4 separate regions of the Mus musculus genome follow, and all the other regions are linked to region 1. A link is a contact called in ENCODE POLR2A ChIA-PET data. All regions are on one chromosome and are shown on one strand. The core of a region is the stretch at or near the end of the contact, and the rest is flanking DNA. Distances in the headings are between cores, read along the strand shown. Region 1 holds the start of Pan2 (PAN2 poly(A) specific ribonuclease subunit). Region 2 holds the start of Zc3h10 (zinc finger CCCH type containing 10). Region 3 holds the start of Myl6 (myosin, light polypeptide 6, alkali, smooth muscle and non-muscle). Region 4 holds the start of Esyt1 (extended synaptotagmin-like protein 1).

Evidence for each region. ChIA-PET counts read pairs that join two places held with the same protein, here RNA polymerase II (POLR2A).
Region 2: POLR2A ChIA-PET joins it to region 1 with 12 read pairs in embryonic stem cell. The contact joins the promoter of Zc3h10 here to the promoter of Pan2 in region 1. POLR2A ChIA-PET finds 5 or more read pairs at or near these places in 4 of 5 experiments (Patski and embryonic stem cell).
Region 3: POLR2A ChIA-PET joins it to region 1 with 17 read pairs in Patski. The contact joins the promoter of Myl6 here to the promoter of Pan2 in region 1. POLR2A ChIA-PET finds 5 or more read pairs at or near these places in 3 of 5 experiments (Patski and embryonic stem cell).
Region 4: POLR2A ChIA-PET joins it to region 1 with 20 read pairs in embryonic stem cell. The contact joins the promoter of Esyt1 here to the promoter of Pan2 in region 1. POLR2A ChIA-PET finds 5 or more read pairs at or near these places in 4 of 5 experiments (Patski and embryonic stem cell).

Annotation. Positions count from the first base shown.
Region 1 is chr10:128,301,991-128,304,690 of GRCm38, forward strand. Pan2 (PAN2 poly(A) specific ribonuclease subunit) reads left to right here and starts at 1,345. Exons shown (of 26, transcript NM_133992.3): 1 at 1,345-1,481; 2 at 2,105-2,503. The coding sequence starts at 2,222.
Region 2 is chr10:128,546,337-128,549,036 of GRCm38, forward strand. It overlaps Zc3h10 (zinc finger CCCH type containing 10), which reads right to left and starts at 1,410. Exons shown (of 3, transcript NM_134003.2): 1 at 1,358-1,410; 2 at 492-555. Rpl41 (ribosomal protein L41) reads right to left here. Exons shown (of 4, transcript NM_018860.4): 2 at 2,613-2,637; 3 at 2,322-2,344; 4 at 1,774-2,093. The coding sequence starts at 2,624. The coding sequence ends at 2,051.
Region 3 is chr10:128,492,470-128,495,169 of GRCm38, forward strand. It overlaps Myl6 (myosin, light polypeptide 6, alkali, smooth muscle and non-muscle), which reads right to left and starts at 1,417. Exons shown (of 7, transcript NM_001317218.1): 1 at 1,340-1,417; 2 at 1,070-1,097; 3 at 133-276. The coding sequence starts at 1,342. It overlaps Myl6b (myosin, light polypeptide 6B), which reads right to left. Exons shown (of 7, transcript NM_172259.1): 5 at 2,585-2,700; 6 at 2,121-2,198; 7 at 1,688-2,014. The coding sequence ends at 1,986.
Region 4 is chr10:128,524,505-128,527,285 of GRCm38, forward strand. Esyt1 (extended synaptotagmin-like protein 1) reads right to left here and starts at 1,355. Exons shown (of 31, transcript NM_011843.2): 1 at 960-1,355. The coding sequence starts at 1,319.

The DNA of each region.
Region 1 (2,700 bases), core at 95-2,594:
ACAGGGTCTCACTGTCTAACCTTGGTCGGCCTAGAATTCACTACGTAGACCAAGCTGTCCTCAAATTCACAGAAATCCATTCTGCCTCCTGAGTGGTGGGATTGCCATCCCACTTAGCCTGGTTTTTGTTTGTTTGAAACAGGGTCTCATGTAACCTGACTAGCCTGGGACTTGCTATATAGAAGAAGCTAACCTTGAACACTAATCCTCCTGCCTCAGGATTACTGCCATTACAAATATACCTCCACTATGCCTGGCCCAATAAATGCTTTAAAAGTTTTATTATTGGTGTTTATTATTGGTGAGAACTTTCTTCCACAGGCACCTGTTGAAAGGGATATTCACCATGTAGCCATAGCAAGCCTGGTCCTTACTATCTATGTAGCCTAGGCTGGCCTCGAATTTGTAAGGGATTCCTGCCTCTGCTTTAATAATGCAGGTATTGTAGGTATGGACCACTAGTGGCACAGGGCCTTTAAAAACAGAGATGACAGAGCTGAGTTTGGGCAACCTAAGACATCTCACAGCCTGGACCAATTCCAAAGCAGTTTAGTACACAGCCAGTACCCCCAAATATTTTAGACACGGTGACACACTCTCACAGGAGAGGGAGAGGCAGTAGGATCTCTTAGTTGGAGATTAATCAAGAACCCCTCAGAATAGCTACAGCTCAGTTGACTCAGTTTACTGTTTATCTCTCTCTTGGGGTCAATGTCCAGCTCCACGGTCTAGGGGAATTTTGACAGTCTAGGAGACTTGTTTCTTGGGAAAATTAGGGGACCTCTGGGGACGACACAAACATTGATGGGAATTTCAGATGGATGCCTCTAGAAATAGAGAAAAGGTGGCCACTTGGGCCACACTAGAAGTCAGGCTCCCGCTTCCTTTTTCTTCCCCACATCTAGAAGTCATAGGAAATGCCAGTGAGTTTCGGGGGTACAGGGTCAGAGGTATTGGAATGGCTCACAGGCACAGCAAGATGAAGGTCTATACGCCGGGAATGATGAAGGCCACGCTGGGAATACCCACCGGGCGAGTCCCAGTGCTTAGCCTCTGGCGCCCCTTTAGTCTAGTTCTTATTCAGGGAGCGTAAAAGCTTGGCTTCAAAGTCTAAAGTTAATTTTGCTTAACAAAGCCTGAGAGCGAAGGGATTACTTTTCGTAACACCAAATAGATCCGCGCCTGATTCAGTTTGTCCCCGGTGGCATTCCGTAACCTTGTTTTGGCGGAGGCTACGTCACTCTCCTTCTCAGGCGCTGCCTGTACCTGGCTTTTTCTGATTGGCTGGGATGAGCCCGTGGCCCCCGCTGATTGGAAGCGATGGCTGCCAATCCACCGTCCGTCTTGCTTGGGTTAGGTTGAGCTAGAGGCGGGGGAGTAGTAGGGAAACTGGAATTTCCCGCGGAGCTGACGGCGCTTTCTCTACCCCCTACTCGTTTGAATTCCACGCGCTCCAAAATATCCGCCATGGAGAAATCTTGGTAATGACCCATTCCCCGTAAGCATCCCAGGAACACGTCTTGACCTTTGCCCTAATCCTTCCCCTCCCGTCCCCTGCGCTGGGGGAGAATTCTGGGTAACCAGTTTCTCTGGTTCGCTCAAAGAATTCTGGGTAGCTATCCGTTTCCATTACTTCCCCCTTACCCCCGCCCCGTTTGTGGGTAACTGGCCGTTCTTGTTACCCACCCCCTGGAGAATGCTGGGTAACCACTGTAAAGGATTCTGGGAAACTGGCTTGTCTTGCCCCCTTCACCGCCCAGCCCCTTTGTCTCATGTCCAATTCTAAGAAACAAGCATTTCAGAGCTCTCCCCCGAACTCCAGCCCCTATCAAACCCGCTCCCTTCACCTTGTGGTTCAGGAGAAAGGGAAGTCAAGAGTTAGATCATTTGGTGGGCTGGCAGGGAACTTAGGAAGTTTAGAGGTGCAGAGTAAGGGACACTGTCATGCCACTCACAGTACAGCGTTGCCCTTGTCCTCTTCATGCATGCTTCCGTCTTTGCCTGGCAGTCTCATCCCCTCTGCCTACCTGATTGTCCTGTCCACATAGAAGATACTTCCAGTACCTAGGCCTATCCCTGACTGCGCTGCCTCTTTCCCTTGCAGGCCAGAATGTCCATTCTAGGTTCACTGGTGCTGTCCTCCTGAAGGCTGGGTCACTTGTCTGTAGGAAGCGTGGCAAGGGAGGGTGTGACTCCGGTCTGACCAGCGGCCACTATCGTCATGAACTTTGAGGGTCTGGATCCTGGACTGGCCGAATTTTCCCCAGCTATGCATTCTACCCTGGACCCAGTCCTGGATGCCCACCTGAATCCAAGTTTGCTACAGAATGTGGAGCTAGACCCAGAGGGAGTGGCCTTGGAGGCTCTTCCTGTCCAGGAGTCAGTGCACATAATGGAAGGTGTCTACTCTGAGTTGCACAGCGTGGTGGCTGAAGTGGGAGTGCCTGTGTCTGTCTCCCACTTTGATTTACATGAGGAGATGCTGTGGGTGGGGAGCCATGGGGTAAGAACTATACCCCTTTCTGAAGGCTGAAAGGGTGTATTAGAAATCTTTATCTGGTCTTTGCCCAAGGACAGCTCTTTGCAGGTAGTCAAAACTGAGTTGAACTGATGAGAGTTAGCTGGGTCTTTCAAACCAACAAGGGAGTGGAGAGATTAACTACATATTTAGTTTCATAAGGCATTCCACTCTGTCAGTTC
Region 2 (2,700 bases), core at 160-2,659, 240 kb after region 1:
TCTATAAAAGCTTTTTAAGTCTCCTGTTTCTCAAGAGAGCTCTGGAATGTCAGTCCACTGCCCTAATTCTAGCCCTCCCTTCTCTCTAACCCTGGGAGTCTAAGACTGGGAGTCCCTGCTACCACGTGTCTAATCTTTTAAATGTTCCCTGAGTAGGACTCAGGCTCCCCCTACTGTTCAAATAAGAGAAGTTCCTAGTTTCCGTTTGGGAATAAAGATACCTTTCTTGATTTCCCGTTTCCTTGACTTCCTTGACTTTGCTAGAATAACTAACCAGATTAGAAGTCAGAGATGCACAGGAATACACAAGATGGGAAAAGGAGCCCCAGAATATAAGAAACAACTGGTAAGAAACAAGCCCTTAAAAGATCATAAATGACGATCAGGTGAAGACTAAATGCCTTCAAAGCCTGACCAATGTTTCAAGTCCCACTAGAAGCAGATAACTGGATATGATAGCCTTCCTCACCCCAATATCCCAGAATTAATACCTGAGGTAGCTCAGGTGAAGTCCGGGGCTCCCGTGAGTCTCCACCTCCACATCACTGCTGGGTTCTGAACAAGAAACAAAAAAACAAAAAACGGAGATTTGAGTAGAACAAGGGAAAAACGTGAAAGGGATATGATGTGGTTTTCATACACTGGAATGAATTCTGACAAAAAGCTAAGAGCTTTGTGGCTTTTAGGCTCCCTTAAGAGGTCAAAGTGAACGTCACCTATCACAAGGAGAAGTCCCTATTAAGAAGGATAAGGGCTAGAACCGACCAATAAAAATTGGGAAGCTGAACTAAAAAACAAAACAGTTCCTGGTGAGGAAGGTTAGCGGAGCTTTACCTCAAGATGAGAAGGATATGGGGTTCAGAATCCGATCTAGGGTTGGAGTTCGGAACGCCAGCCAAACCTGAAAGCTGGACAAGGGCAACAACTGACTAGTGTCAGTGGGAAGGCGAGACTAGACTCGGGGGCGGTGATTACGACCATCCCCCAACACCCTAGAGTTCACGAAAAGTCCTACGAGTTTCCCTGGAAGTCTTCTGGCTTGGCCGGCTCCGCGATGCGGTGCCAGCACTCAGCGGTGGACCAGGTGACTGGGACACTGAGGAAGTGAAAGGGGAGGGGGGCTCGGGGTGACATCAGGCGGAGGGATGGGCAGGGCTGTGACGTCACGGGGCTGGCGTTTGCTTGGGAAGCGAGGTCAGTGAGAAAAGGGGCTCTGTCCTGGGTAACGAGGAAGAGCCAGGTCGGTTCCGGGGGGTTTGGGGGAGGCTCGTGTGGCCGGGCAGAACCCAGTCGCTGGGCCATCCCCGACTCCTCCCCTCCGGGCGCGGCCTCCACCTAAGTCTCCCGCCTCCCTCACCTGCCGCCGCCGCCGTAGTTGCTGCTGCCGCCTGCCGGTCCTCTAGCTTCGACAAAGAGCCGCCCACCCTACGGTTCTTCCGCTTCCTGCGGAAGAAAGAGACGCTCTAGCTACCAGACCCGGAAACACACTCTATGGTCCAACTTGCGTGCTAGTAGGCGCAGGAAGCTCCCAACAAGCCTTGCGCATCACCATGGTAACAGGACTCCGCCGGACCCGGAACTCCGCTCAGCGTCAGGTTCTACGCAGTGGTACCCCCAAAACGTAGGAGTGGCGCTGTGAACGCACCAACTCTGTAACTTAACCTCGGGCGCACACTCAACCGGCTCCAGCCAGATCAAACACCCAAACTATGTCGCCTATACAGAAACACACTCGAGTCCCCACCCCAAGGAACCGCAAAAAAACACGTAACAGCAGTTTGATTCTTCAGCTGACTGCAAGAGGGTTTATTGTACACGAGCTACACTTGGCCACAAGAGAACAGAGCTAGTCCAGAGTGCCGGGGGTCCAGGGCAGAGGGACTGTTTTGGTTGTAAGAAAGGCGGTCATTTCTCCAGGCGATCGCGGCGAGGTGACGTTCCAGGTCTACTGAGACTCATTACCGATGGCAGCACACAGTCCGATAGCTTGTCCCGGCCCTCAGCATCCCTCACTTCTGCTCCTGCAGGCGTCGTAGGTGCACGGGCTGGCTTACTTGGACCTCTGCCTCATCTTTCTTCTCTTGCGCTTCAGCCTGGAATGGAAGGCACACAAACCTGAGTTTTTTTTTTTTCCTTTGCACATCTATCAATACGTACACTTAGTGCACGAGTACAAGAGACGATGAGATTAACAAGCACCAGCTCTGCTGTACTGGGCGGCGACTCCTGCTTCCTTCCCGCCAGATATTTTCTTCCAACCAAATATCCCACACCGAGCTTGCCCCCACTGCCCCAAGGTAGTCTTGAAAAATTAAACGTACCTGCGCATTCTCTTCTTCCGCCACTAAAAAAACCCGATCATGTGAGGAGACAAAAAAGAATGTTAGAGACAGGCTTGTGCAAGGCCATGAAACTGCTCAGAACACAGGGCTTGACAAAGGACACCGGTTCAGTTTTAGAGCCGAATCCCTCATTTTCCCACCCCATCTTTTCTTCAGCAAGAATTTTAAGCCTCTCCCTGACTGCGAACACCCGAGGCAAACCGTCTGGAAGCCCGCAGAGGAACCATGGCGGGGACTAGGTGCCCGATTCACCACCTAAGAGCCGCTCACCTTCGCTCTCATGGCGCAGGAGTCTCTAGAGAGAAAGAGGGAAAAATGCCGTTAGCCCGCTGTGATGATAGTGAATGTGGAGGTCGGA
Region 3 (2,700 bases), core at 167-2,666, 190 kb after region 1:
GAACACAAGGACGGCCAGAAGAGGGAATCAGAACTGGATGAGACAAAACTTGCTCAAGTTTGGCACCTATGCAGATAAAGGGATGACTTTAGCTGAACAACCATGAACCCACTACATTCTTGAAATGCTCACCATCACTCTTGGGGTTCCCTAGGACCTTGAGCACCTCGGCGTTGGTAGGGTTCTGGCCCAGGGCCCGCATCACATCCCCACACTGGCTGTACAGGATCTTGCCATCACCTGTTCGGTCAAACAGCTGGAAAGCCTCCTTGAATTCTGAGGATTCAGAAGAACGGCAGCACCAGGGATTAGCCCCGTGCTTGCTGCACAGCTCTGCTGCCAATTCAACTTAAGTCATGCTGCAGAAACCAGATATCTTGTCCTCCTCTATACACAAGACTACTCCTAGGGATCTATTTCTATCAACTCAAATGCCCCACATAAAGACAGGCAACCTTCTTTCCCTTACCTTAAGGTGGTAGCCATCTGTTTACACACCCCCTGAGCTGCGGCAGGCTAGGCTCTCCACCACTACTATACAACTCCGCAGGAATCTGCCACCGCCCAGGCTAGGTCCTGCCCATATAAGGAAGTAAGAGCCTGGACTCTAGCCTCCCACTCCCACCCTTCCCCTCCGGGAGACCTTCCAAGAGGTGAAGCCACATCCTTAGCAAACTCTCCAGTGCCCATCTTAACAAAATATCAAGGCACTGCCCTCTACAGTACTCAGAATCCAAGCTTAAGGAGGGGACAGTTATCAGAGGAGAGGCAAAAAAAGAAGCAGCAAACCACAAGCGTAATAGACCCGACACATAACAGGCACTAGTCAAATTGTTTCACACACCCACACCACCTAAAACTCACCCAGCGCTTGGGGCTCAGATCTGGAGTGGAAGGGGAAGGAAGAAAGAATGAGAAAAGAAAATGGAGGATCTAGAGCAGAAGGAAATCCACGGGGCACTCTCCTGGGAGCGCTGGAGGTGACAGGTTGGGATCAGAAGATAGATGCTAAAGGAAGGGGGTCCCTCTCGGTAAGGATGACCTGAGCTGCGGGTCAGAGACTGCCTACCTGCGGTCTGGTCCTCGGTGAAGTCACACTGCTCGGAGAAGAAGGGATTGGTCAGTTACCTGAGGTCCAACCCCGCAAGCTTCTATCCCGGCTTTACAAACTCCTGTTTGAAGCCGAGGATTCGCTTCCCAGGGCAAAGCCCTAGACATTCCAATCCCACAGCCAACCTTCCAAAACCTGGGCGTGCCCACGTCCACTGCTTTCTCTACTCCCACCCGCGGTCCTCTCCTTGCCCCAAATCCCCCTGATCTCCCGATTCCCAGGGCCCACCATCTTGGCTGCTGAGCTCTGCTGGACCTTTTCCGGCAGTAATGGCTCCGACGCCCTACCCAACCCCAGCCTTAGTACGTCCCATGGCGCATGACGTCACCCTCCGCCGTTTCATCCAATAGGCACGCTAGTCTGGGCTCATGCAGATGACATCACTACATTATTAATGAGGTGGGGGGGGGGCGCCCTACCTCGGCTCAGGAATCTAGCAGGGGGGCCTGGGTTGGGACTCTCGGAAACCTTTCTTCCGAGCTGCACCAAGAGCAGAGGATTTGGGCTTTTGCAGAAGAGAGGACTACCCGCTCCCGTCCTTCCTCTTTCTCAAAAGAAAACTGTCGGAAACCGAAGCAGGAACCATGTTTTTATTTCAAAACTGTAAGTGCCCCCTAGTGGCAGGAACGCGCTTCTGGCCGCACAGGAGGTGGGGCAAGTTTCCGTCGCTGCAGGTTCTACGTGGGGTGGGAGTCGGGGCTGGGGTGGGGTGGGGGTGGGAGGGGGTGGGGGGTGGGGAAGGAAATAGTCCAGCCCTGGCGGCTGCGCTACGGACGGGCGCGGAGACGCACTGCCTGCGCTTCTATCTGGTGGATCGAGGACCCTTGCCTCTCAAGCGGATACCAGGGGCTGGCTGGAGGGCCACCTGCGGAGCTCAGAGGCTTAGGATATGCTTCAGGAAGGCTGCACGAAAGGAGACGAGAGGACTTGAGAAACTGACCTTCGGGTAACTGAGGGTACTCCCACCCCCCTCAAGTCTCCTTACTCCCTGGCCATCCTGCCCCCTCACCCTCATAGTTGATGCAGCCGTTGCTGTCCTCGTGGCCTGCCAGAACAGTCTCTACCTCTTCCTCAGTCATCTTCTCTCCTGAACCCAAAAACAGTTAGAGTCCCCCGCCTTCCCTGCCTCACCAGCCCAAGACATTCTCAGGGTGGTTCATCCTCCCACCCTTGCCCTTTTTCATATCAACGGTGCCTTGGAGCAGGTGAAAGCTTTGACTTGACAGCGAAACAAGCTGCCGGGGTTGAGACTTGCATGGAATCAACACAATTGTGGCTTGCAAAGGGGGACATTGCATTCCCTGCCCTTGGCTCATAGCTGGACACTTTAGCCTCTAGGTGATCTGTCTCCACAATGCTGGCCCTCTTGAGTCTCCTGCCCATAACTGCAGGACCATAAACCCATTCTAGGCTCTACTTAGCTCTTCCAGGACCCCCCACTTCTCCACCCCACAGCTCTGGGCCCTGCCTCACCGAGAGTGGTAAGAACATGTCTGAGCTCTGCACCCATGACCTTGCCGTTGCCCTCTTTGTCAAACACACGAAGCCCCTCTAGGTAGTCCTCATATGTGCCTTGGTCCCGGTTCTTG
Region 4 (2,781 bases), core at 105-2,604, 220 kb after region 1:
GGTGTTGGGTTAATTCCAAGGATAAAGAGTAGCAATAACAGTTGCTACTTAGGGCACATGAAACCGTTTCTTCTTCTTTTCTCTCCAGGGAATGGCAAGTGTGACTGGTGTCTGCCTCTCTCTACCTGTCACCTCTAAGTGAGAAGAGTAGGGAGGGTACCCCAAAGGGGTTGGTAACCCGCTCAGCTTAGCAAGGTCAGAGGGAGGCATCTTTTCAGCCCAGGAGACAGGGTATAGTAATGAGGGCCTGGGTCGGCTGAGCAAACGAGCGAGCGAAGGCTGCTCACAGTCCGGAAAAGGGTGGGGCCGCCCTGGGTACGAGTAAAAAGGAGCAGCGGGAACTACAGCTGCCGCACTACCCTCTTCCCAGAACCTCCTCCTCCCTTAGCCCAGCAGCCCGGCTGGCTTGAGGCTGGAAGGCGACCGCGATAGGTCATTTCCAGGTGCTGGGACTCAGCGGAACAATGCTTGCAGGGCTGGGTCTCAGCGGGTACCTAGAGACAAGGCAGGAAACGGAAAACCCTAATGCCCTGAAGTAGATAAAAAGCCTTGAAAGCGCTAGCAAAGGCGGGGGAACCTCTGAGCCATCGCGGGGTGGGGGGTGGAGGGATCCCCAGAGGCAGCGCGGCAAAGGCGCGAGTGGCACCAGAAGTCAGGAGGAGCGAGCATTCTACACGCTTGGCTGGGAGCGGCAGCTCAGATGTACTGCTGTAGTCCGAGGAGACGGAGGAAGAAGTCCCGATTCCGTGGAAGGATCCGCTCTGCGGCAAGGGTGGGCGGGGAGAGTGGGTGGCCGCGTCCAGGAGTGGTGCGTCCCAGCACACAAGCGCTAACGGGACGATGCAAAGTCTGGGGGCCCGCTGTCCTAGGTGGGGGAGCTGACTTTGTAGGGTGGGAGAGCCCCAAGTTGAGGGGCTAGGAAGAGCTATACTGCACCAAGGGCTGAAGTGGTAACTCACCCAGGCAGGTAGTTCCCGGTGGCTCATATAAAGCGTCTCTGCGGTGATCCGCTCCTCGTCATCCAGCAGCTGCCTCGCTGCCCTCAGGCTCCGTTCTTTCCCATCGCGGACCCGGCGCCAGCCCAAGTACAGGGCGAGGCCGAAAAGCACGAAACCTACGCTAAGACCCGCTGCCCCTGCCAGGTACACCGGCACCAGCACCAACAAGCGGCGCCCGAAGGAAGTCAGCACCGCCAGGGCCTCGCTCGCCGCACCTGGGCCGGCAGGTGGGACCCCGGAGCCCCCGTCCCGCGTGGAGTCCGTGGCAGGGGGCTGCCCTGACGGCTCGGGGCTGGCGCCCTCTTCAGGGGAGTGCTCCATGGGGCAGCTTCTGGGAGTGCCCGCCCGAGCAGCTGCAGGCAGCTCAGTGTCTGGTCCAGCTCCCCCCCAGTAATATATGGTGCTCCCCCCGGGACCTCAAGCCCCGCCCCGCCCCTGCCTGTTGGGGCAGCGCCGCGTAGACTTGGGAAGCTAGAGAGGACTTGGGATGGCAGGGCCTCCGTGATTGGACCAGAGGGTCAAGATGGGAGGGTTGGATGGCGGGAAAAGGGGGGGAAAGAAACCAAAAGACAGTATTTGACTGGTCACGGAGAGAACGGGGCGTAGCGTCCCACTTAAGAGGCGGGAGCAGCTGCTCCTCCCACGTGGGATTGGAGCGCCTGTGGAGTTACGTCATGCAGAGCCGCTACTCTAATTACTGAGTTCAGAGTGAGCTAGAGTTGAGGGTGTATCTCTCCACACGTTCAAATGGTTTGGCAGGGTTTGGTCTGAATCTTAAATATTCTTTGTCAACTTTCCCAGCGTTTGATACTCAGAGAACGTTCGTTTTTGCCTCTAAGAATATTCTTTGAGTTTTTACTGGCTGCCCTTGCGAAACGTTAGGGAAATTAGACCGATTTAGAACGAAAGTCTAGGATGACCGACCCTGTCTAGCGGCCCTGTCTGTGCTGTCCTCAGTCCCCCTATCTTGTCCGTGAAAAGGAACAAGTCAGCGACAGCTGGGGCGTGATGAACATTAGAGTTCTAATACTCCAGTCTTGAAGAAGTGGGGTGAGGGGAGGAGATCGGTAGATAAGTGAGATTTTGTTTCTTTTTAGAATCCAGAGTTAGTCATCTCTATCATAGAGGGCCGATTAAGATTATAGTCAGGGAGGGGCGGTGTTCAACGGCAGCAGTAATTATTACATTTTGCAATAGTTTCCTGATGCTGACCAAAATCAGGTCGGGGAGGAAAAGGTCTGTTTGACTTACACTTCCATATCATAGTCCATCATTGAAGGGAGTCCAGGCAGGAACTGAAACCGGGCTGGAACCTGGAGGCAAGAGCTGATGCAGAGGCCATGGGGGGCGGGGGACGGGGTGCTGCTCACTGGCTTGCTAAACCGGCTTTCTTTCTTTCTTTCTTTCTTTCTTTCTTTCTTTAAGATTTATTTATTATATGTAAGTACACTGTAGCTGTCTTCAGACACCCCAGAAGAGGGAGTCAGATCTTGTTACGGATGGTTGTGAGCCACCATGTGGTTGCTGGGATTTGAACTCCGGACCTTCGGAAGAGCAGTCGGGTGCTCTTACCCACTGAGCCATCTCACCAGCCCCCGGCTTTCTTATAGAACCTAGGACCAGCAGCCCAGGGATGGCCCCCGCCAACCATGGGCTGGGCCCTTCCCTATCAATTAAGGAAATGTTCTACATAGAGGTTTGCCTACAGATCTTATGGAGGCTTCGTCTCAATCAACGTTCCTTCCTCTCAGACGACCCTAGACTATGTCAAGTTGATATAAAA